Linked DNA regions of Homo sapiens: region 1 is linked to region 2. Evidence: chromatin loops called from intact Hi-C (ENCODE). Cell type or tissue: heart right ventricle. All regions are shown on one strand.

Region 1 (4,000 bases), 620 kb before region 2:
AAAGGAGCATGAAGAGCAGTAGATTTGGAATCAGATGTCCCAGCCTAGAATCTTGGCTCTGTCAATTACTGGATAGACTTTGGCTAACTCATAACCTCTCTGGCCCTCATATCTACAAAAAGAATGTGGATAATAAAACCCATCTTGTAATTTTGATGTAAAGAGCAAACATGAAGGAAAGCTCTTGGTAAACTGTAAAGTACTCTATAGTTATCAGTCAACTGGGTCAAAAGTCAGTCCTTTGTAAGGATCCAAGATATTAGTACCATGAAACTTCTGAGACTAGACAGGATGGAGCAAGAAAGCGCAGCAGACAGCAGCTGTGAATGCTGTGCACGGGGCCGAAGAGCTTACCTACGGTTTGGAGAAGCAACCTGTGTGAAGCCAACCTTCGTTTCCAGCCCTCAACCAACAAGATTCCGCATGTGTTTCAGCTCCGTCCTAGACAAAAATCTGATCTTAGCCAGAATAACTGAGTTTAACACATAAAAGAAAGTACTAACCCCAACTGATTCAATCTGCTAATATTCTTCCGTCTGGGGAGAACGGAATGTAAGTCGATATTTTAATTTCAAGGGGCTGGCTCCTTCCCTTTTAGAAATCATCAGGAAATAAAGCTTTGAGATGTCAGAAAGGTTTAGATCCAAGAAGCCTGTCTCCCACGGGGAAAGCTTGCCCCCATTGTTAACAGCTTTAATCAGAAACTCAGGCCCTGAATACACAAACCTAGGCATCATTTCTATTACACCTTCTACAGTACTTTGATTTCAGAGGCAAAAGGCTTGGCCTGTATTCCCTCTAGCAAACTGTGTAGCAGGTGACATGACCTTTCTTGGCTAGATTCATACTGACAGTCACCCAAGTCCAAACACAAATTACTGCTTCCAACAGGAAGTCATCTAATGATACAGGCCTCTTAGAGTAAACAGCGTGAAGTAGTCAAAGATGGCTCTGTTGTATCTCACCATTAACAGGTAGAACATATGCGCAGCTGAAATGTGTAGGTCATCATGTTAAGTTTCATTGAAGCATTTAAAAAAGTAGTCACACCTGTAATCCCAGCACTTTGGGAGGCCAAGGCAGGTGGATCACGAGGTCAAGGGTTCGAGACCAGCCTGGCCAACATGGTGAAACCCTGTCTCTACTAAAAATACAAAAATTAGCTGGGCATGGTGGCATGTGCCTGTAGTCTCAGCTACTTGGGAGGCTGAGGCAGGAGAATCACTTGAACCTGGGAGGCGGAGGTTGCAGTGAGCTGAGATCATGCCACTGCACTCCAGTCTGGCGACAGAGTGAGACTCCATCTCAAAAAAAAAGTAGTCATAAAGAGGCCTGGAGAAGATGCAAAACAACAGAGCATTTCCTCCAATGTACTATAAACTACCTGTTTTTTTCAAAGATCTATCATTCCAAAGGTAACTTTAAGATTGTTGTTTCCAATACCTCAATCCTTTCAACCTGACAACTTTTGAACTTATGAAACTCCCTCTTAAGGAGATATAGATATATAGATATATAGATATCTATATCTCCTTATTAAGTCCAAGGGAGAAAACCCCCAATTTCAATAAAAGAAGTGTTCGATTATGTGCAAGCTGCAAGGTAAAGGGAAATACACCCATTCCCTTTCAGAAAATATATCCATTTTCTAGCTATGGAGCAACGCACATCAGCTACACAGATAGGATATGAAAGTCTTTGATGCCTTATCACAGTTTGGGCTACTATTTTATTATTCTACAAGGCAGCAACTTAAAACCAAGTCAGAAGGCTAGCTGTAAATGTCTTCATGGCAAAGCCAGGGTAATTTACAACTGAGGCATCACTATTTTAAAAAATAAATTTTAACTGAAAAATAATTGGCTTCTCTCTCCATCCCTAAATGGGGACCTCGCTCAAGAAAAGAATGCCTATCATTCTTGAAAAAAGGAACTGCTGCCTTTCATTAAGATGCCACGAATGCTTTTCTGTTGGCCACAACACTGTCAAGGGCGGAGCATTCTTGGCAAACCCTGCAGCATAAAGAGGTCAGCCCTCCTCTGCAAGCACCCAGCCCCCAGACATCTCCAGCGTGCACGCTCCATTCGCCCATACCGCTGGGCACACGCTGTGCACACACAAAGTTCCTGCAGATTTTTCCAAGTGCCAATTCAGCCCCCAAGTGCACATTCACTGTGCAGGCTGAAAGCAGGGTTGCAGGTGACAAAGGGAACACAGCTCCTATTCTTTGGAGTCCTATTCAGTACACTGGGTTAGAGCGGCTCCAGACTGTGCAGGGCTCTCTGCTTCAGAGGCCCTCGCCCGGGTGGCCTGGCTGGGAGCTGGCCACTGGTACAGCGGGAGGAGCCCATACACACAATGGGTCCACGTCACACAGACACCCTGCCGGCCACAGACTTTTCTCTCCTGCCTGGCTCTACCATGTCCACAAAGTGCTTTTGTGAATACAGCTCCAATCTCTTGCTGACAATCTATATTTTGTCTCAGTCTCATTTTCTCACTCCAAACTGCCTGATCAGAAACCCAGGGGAACTAGTGGGGCAGAAGCATCACCATTTCCCATAAGGAACATAGGAAAACAAATGACGTGGTTCAGCTTTTCACAAAATGTGTATACTATTTACAAGGTAAGCCAGTGCAGCTTAAAATGTGTGGTGCCAAGAAAATGTTAAAGCAACAAAAAGTACAACTCCCTAAAACTGCAGAACCTTTAAACCAGAAATTTACAATGGGTTTTTCTTGGCAAGGAGAGCCTCAATGGAATAATGGTGAAATTGTACTTACTCTGAGGATGTAAACTGAAATACCACACTTGCTGGCAAGGCCCAAAGTTCCAATTGCCCTGGGCTCACTTGCCATTTTCATAAATGCAGTCCCTGTTGAACCACAAGCAAGACTGTGAACCACCCCTACCTCAGCTGCTGACTTCTTTTTCTGTTTACCAAAATCCCTGTGTGCCCACAGAGCTACCTTAGTTCACACCCAGAGTCTAAGTCTGATGATTAAAAGCAGGAAGACTTGGGTATTTATTAAGGCCTGCCATATGCCAAGCACAGGGCTAGGTGCTTTAAATATAATCACAACTACTTGCTGGTACTTGAGAATTACACACAAGATTCAAACCATTTTCAGACACTCCCCTTCTTCCATATAACATGATTTCACAAGCAGGAAGTAGGATTTGTGAGAAGTGGTATTTAGGAAGCCTCCCAGTATGTGTACAAGACTCATTGCCAAGCACTTTGCAGTCATTATCTGACTTACTCTTCACAACGATTCTGAGAGATAGACATAATCTCATTTAACTAGTAGAGAAACCTAGGCTTAGAAAGGTTAAATAATTTTCCCAACATCAGCCATCTATCCAATGGGGGGCAGGCAAACCCAGCAGTGCCCAACTGCTCCAACTCCAGAGCCACTGTCCTTCTAAACCACACTCTCTTTTTCCAAATGTGCTAGAATCTCTGGGCAATGCTTATTCACAATTCCAACAAAGACTTCCTAAGTGCTTGCTCCAGCAATAGAAATACAGGTGGACAGGACCTCCCCAACAAGGTGACACTCAGGGGCCTGAAGGAAGTGAGAGTATGAACCATGTGTTTATATCTGGGACCAAATGTTCCAGGCTAAGAGAACAATAATGCAAAGACTCTGAGTTGGGAAATGCTTGACCAGGTTCAAGAACAGCAAGCAAGCTGAAGGGTCAGAGAGGATTAATCTAAGGGGATAGTAGGAGATGGGGTGAGAGATAGCAGGCACTAGACCGTGCAGTGTCTTGTAGGCCATGGTAAGTAAGGTCTTTGAATTGCATTCTTAGTGAAATGGGAGGCACTCTGGAGGATTTTGAACTGAGGAGTGATATGATCTAAAGTACATTTTAAAAGGGCCACTCTGGTTGCTGAGTGAAGAACACTCTGCAGGGAGGCAAAGTAGGAGCAAAGAGGTCAGGTGGGAGGCTACTGAGGCAGTCCAGGTGAAACATGATGGCAACTCAGACCAG
Region 2 (4,000 bases):
TTCACCCTGTTGGCCAGGATGGTCTCAATCTCCTGACCTCATGATCTGCCCACCACGGCCTCCCAAAATGTTGGGATTACAGGTGTGAACCACCATGCCTGGCCTACACCTGCACTCTTTCTACTTTATTAGAGACTGTCTAAAAAGCTTACATGCCCCTCCAGGATGTGTCCCTTAAACTCCTCATGGACTAGTATTGACAATTACATTTTATATGTTGTCCTGCGTGCTTCTGGGGAAAAGCAATTTATCTATTCAAATCAAGTGACCAGCACTTTCAGGAGTGGAGTATGGCTGCAGCTCATTATGACTTTAACGAGGGCATTCTTTTTAAGCAGGAGATGTGAACACAATCTTGAAACTATTCAGAAGGAATATGTGGCTCTAGGGTACATTTTGTATAAGGTACTTAATTCAATTCAGGTATGCCAGGCTCCCCTATCCCATTCCCCTCTCCCTCCCCTCCCATAGTTCTTCCCTTTGTCCCATCTTTCCAGTCCCTATAATATTCCAAGAATTATGCTGGGCATTGTGGACATGAACATGGCCACTACTCTTGTCTTTCAGCATGGGTGCCTACTTCCTGGCTATGAGGCCATGAACTTGAGGTCATGAACCTAGTGTTGCACTTAAAAAAAAAAGTAGTAAAGTATACATCATATAAATTTCACCATTTTAGCCATTTAAAAGTGTAGATGCAGTGACATTTAGTACATTCATAACGTTGTGCAACTATCACCGCTGTCTATCACCACCATCACCAAACTGTCACTATCCCTGTCACTATCTGTTACAAAACTGTCTATCACTATCACTATCACTGTCTATCACCAAACATTTTCATCCCCTCTAAGGGAGACCTCCTGCCTATCTATTAAGCGGTCACGCCCCCTTTATTTCTTCTTCTGGTGCCTGGTAACCATTAATTTACTTTTCATCTATCTATTGATTTGCCTATTTTTGATATTTCCTTTAAGTGGAATCGTACAATACGTGGCCTTTTGTGTCTAGCTTCATGCACTTAGCATGGTGTTTTCAAGGTTCATTCATGTTGTTCCACGTATCAGAACTTCATTCCTTTTTATGGCTGAATAATATTCCATTGTATGGTTATACCATGTTTGGTTTATCCATTCATCGGTTAATTGACATTTGGGTTGTTTCCACCTTTTGGTAATGGTGCTGCTATGAACACACGTGTACAAGTTTTTGCTTGGCTACGTGTTTAAAATGCTTCTGGGAATATGCTTAGGAGTGAAATCACTGGGTTTTATGGTAATTGTGTGTTTAAACTTCTTGCAGAACCCTCAAACTATTTTCCCTGTTATTACATTTTTGTGCTTCTATGCATTTCCTAACTCAGTCTAGGGCAGGGTATTTGAAATATTAATCAATCAACCAATCAATCTTTTAAGGCATACATTTGCTTGACCATTCTCTCTTTCCCACCCTTCCTCTCTCTTTCTCTCTCTTCTTCTCTCTCTGTTTATGACTCATACATATAGAAAGGTCTGAGTTATAAATCTCTGAAAACTGGGTTTATGATGGAAAGTAATAATACATTTCGAGATGCTTCCTGGATCTTAAATCATTCTGATAATAATGTTTAATCTATGATTTAAATAAAATATTTTCAAAAAGAAAAAAAGTCACTGATAATTCTACCACCCTTCTATGGTAACAATTTTCGGTTTTAAATTCTCTTCCAGTTGGTCTCTATGCAGTTATTTTATATACTTATAATCAGAGTATACACATAAATGTCTATACTGCATTCCAACAACCCTCTGTTTATCCATTCATCCATTGGTTGGATCCACTTGAGTTGCTTCCATGCTTTGGCTGCTGCGAATAATGCTGGTGTGAACATGGGGGTACGAATATCTCTTTCAGACATTGCTTTCAATTCTTTTGGGTATATACCCAGAAGTGGAATTGATGGATCACATGGTAATTTTTTTCTAATTTTTTGAGGAACTGCCATGCTGGTTTCTGTAGTGGCTGTGCCATTTTACATTCCCACCAGTGTTGCACAAGTAACTGCCACCTAAATTCTGAGCCATTAGGATGATGTAAACACAGCAGGATAGAGTGACAGGGCAAAGTCAGCTCCCAAAGTGCTAGGATTACAGGCGTGAGCCACTGTGCCCGGCCATATTTTCAGACAAATTTTTCCAGATAAATGAAATTTCTTTCTTTTTTTTAATTGATTTTTTCTTTATATAGAAATTTCTGTATCCTACCAGGAAGCAGCATGACATGTTACAGGCTATAGCAAAGCTGGGTATAAATCCTACCTTCTCCACATGTTAGCTGCATGAATGTGGGGGAATTCTTTATCTTGAAGCCTCAGTTTCCTATTCTGCTTTTTAGAGACAGGGTCTCACTCTGACACCCAGGTTGGAGTGCAGTGGTGCAATCATAGCTCACTGCAGCCTTCAACTCCTGGGCCCAAGCCATCCTCCTGCCTCAGCCTCCCAAGTAGCTGGCTTATTTCTAATTTTTTTGTGGATCTGGGGTCTCACTATGTTGCCCAGGCTGGTCTTGAACTCCTGGCCTCAAGCAGTCCTCCCATCTTGGCTTCCCAAAGCACTGAGATTACAGGCGTGAGCCACCATGAAGGGTCAGTTTTCTCTTCTATGAAATGGGTAAATTTCAACTTCTTCAGAGGATTCAATGAAATAATAAATAGGAACTATTTTCTTCTAGTCATTTCACTTACTGAGTTGCTGGCTTTGTTCATTGCAACCTACATGTACCATTGGAAGATAATGCTCTGTTGTTTGTTGTTGAAGACTATCGTATTTCTGCCTTGGATTGTAACAAGTACTTCCAAGCATATAAACTAACCAGCCTGGGTCAGATGCTGTCATAACAGAACTCACAGCCTGAGGAGGCATATCCACTGAGATCAGGTGTCTGGTCTGACACATGACTAGTACCGTAGAAGGCCATTCAATACACTCAGTCAGATGCTGCAGATACTCATAACAGTTCATTGCTTTGCCTCCCCATCAATCCTTGCTAGCTCTTGTCTGCCATTAACTTATGAAGTCTATTTTTGTGTGTGTGTGGGAGGTGCGTTTGGGTGAAAGCTGGAAAACCTTCTAGACAACTTCTAAAAAAAGCTGGTACACCTGAAATGTGGTTTTTGCACTTTTTCAGAGAGAGTTGGAGTTTCTTGCTGTATAGATCCAGTCTAATTTCCCCTCCACCTCACCCCTGCAGCTCCTCCCTCCCCAGATAGTTTCATTGACCGTATTTCTTATTTGTTTCATGTTCTTTCCATACTCAGTGGGAACCTGTTCTCTTCTGTGGCTTCACTGGGCCCTTCCTACTGCAGACAACTCGCACAGACCTTGCCTTCCATGTGATAAGCTAGGAAGTATCCTTCAGGGCATTGCCTTTCTCTTGCTCAGTTTTCTTTCTACTTTTATGCCTTTGTGAACTCTCCTGCATTCACTCAGCAAATAGTGACCATGTGCTCTTTATGGTAGATTGCATCCAAAGATGCAAAAAAACCCAACAGTTCCTGCCTTCTCTGTGTACCCATGTGGCTCCACCCAGCCAGGAGTGGGCAGTCTCCTCCCCTTCAATCTTGGCTGACTTGCAACTTGCTGTGACTGATAGAATGCAGTGGAAATGATGCTGTGTAGGTTGTCCAACTGTTGGGTTCAAGTGATCCTCCCACCTCAGCCTCCCAAGTAGCTGGGACTACAGGCGTACACCACTATGCCTGGCTAATTTTTTTTTTAACTATTTTTCATAGCACTGGAGTCTTGCTATATTGCCCAGGCTGGTCTTGAGCTCCTGGGCTCAAGTTATCCTCAAGCAATCCTGGGCGTGATCTAAAGAGGGTTGGTAGCTTCTGCTTTTGCTTTCTTTCTTGGAGGCTTTACTAGGAAAACTTGAGATGAGTTAATGAATGATGAGAAGTGAGTGACAGAGAGAGAGAAGAGAGACAGAGAATGGAAGGCTAAGTGGAAGAGATTTGAGATGC

The links. Peaks named below come from ENCODE experiments on the same cell type or tissue, not always from the same donor. Only the 100,000 strongest peaks of a DNase experiment are listed, where the experiment ranks them.
Region 1: a loop joins it to region 2, with 21 times the contacts of the local background. A loop is called at or near these places in 1 of 110 quality-filtered maps.

Annotation. Positions count from the first base shown.
Region 1 is chr7:69,812,841-69,816,840 of GRCh38, reverse strand. All of the region lies in intron 1 of AUTS2 (activator of transcription and developmental regulator AUTS2), which reads right to left. Among named protein-coding and RNA genes, the nearest start is that of AUTS2, 220 kb to the right of the region's middle. In heart right ventricle, no CTCF peak of the experiment used is centred here; no DNase peak of the experiment used is centred here; H3K27ac peaks cover 489 bases.
Region 2 is chr7:69,191,297-69,195,296 of GRCh38, reverse strand. No RefSeq gene overlaps it. Among named protein-coding and RNA genes, the nearest start is that of CT66, 400 kb to the left of the region's middle. In heart right ventricle, no CTCF peak of the experiment used is centred here; no DNase peak of the experiment used is centred here.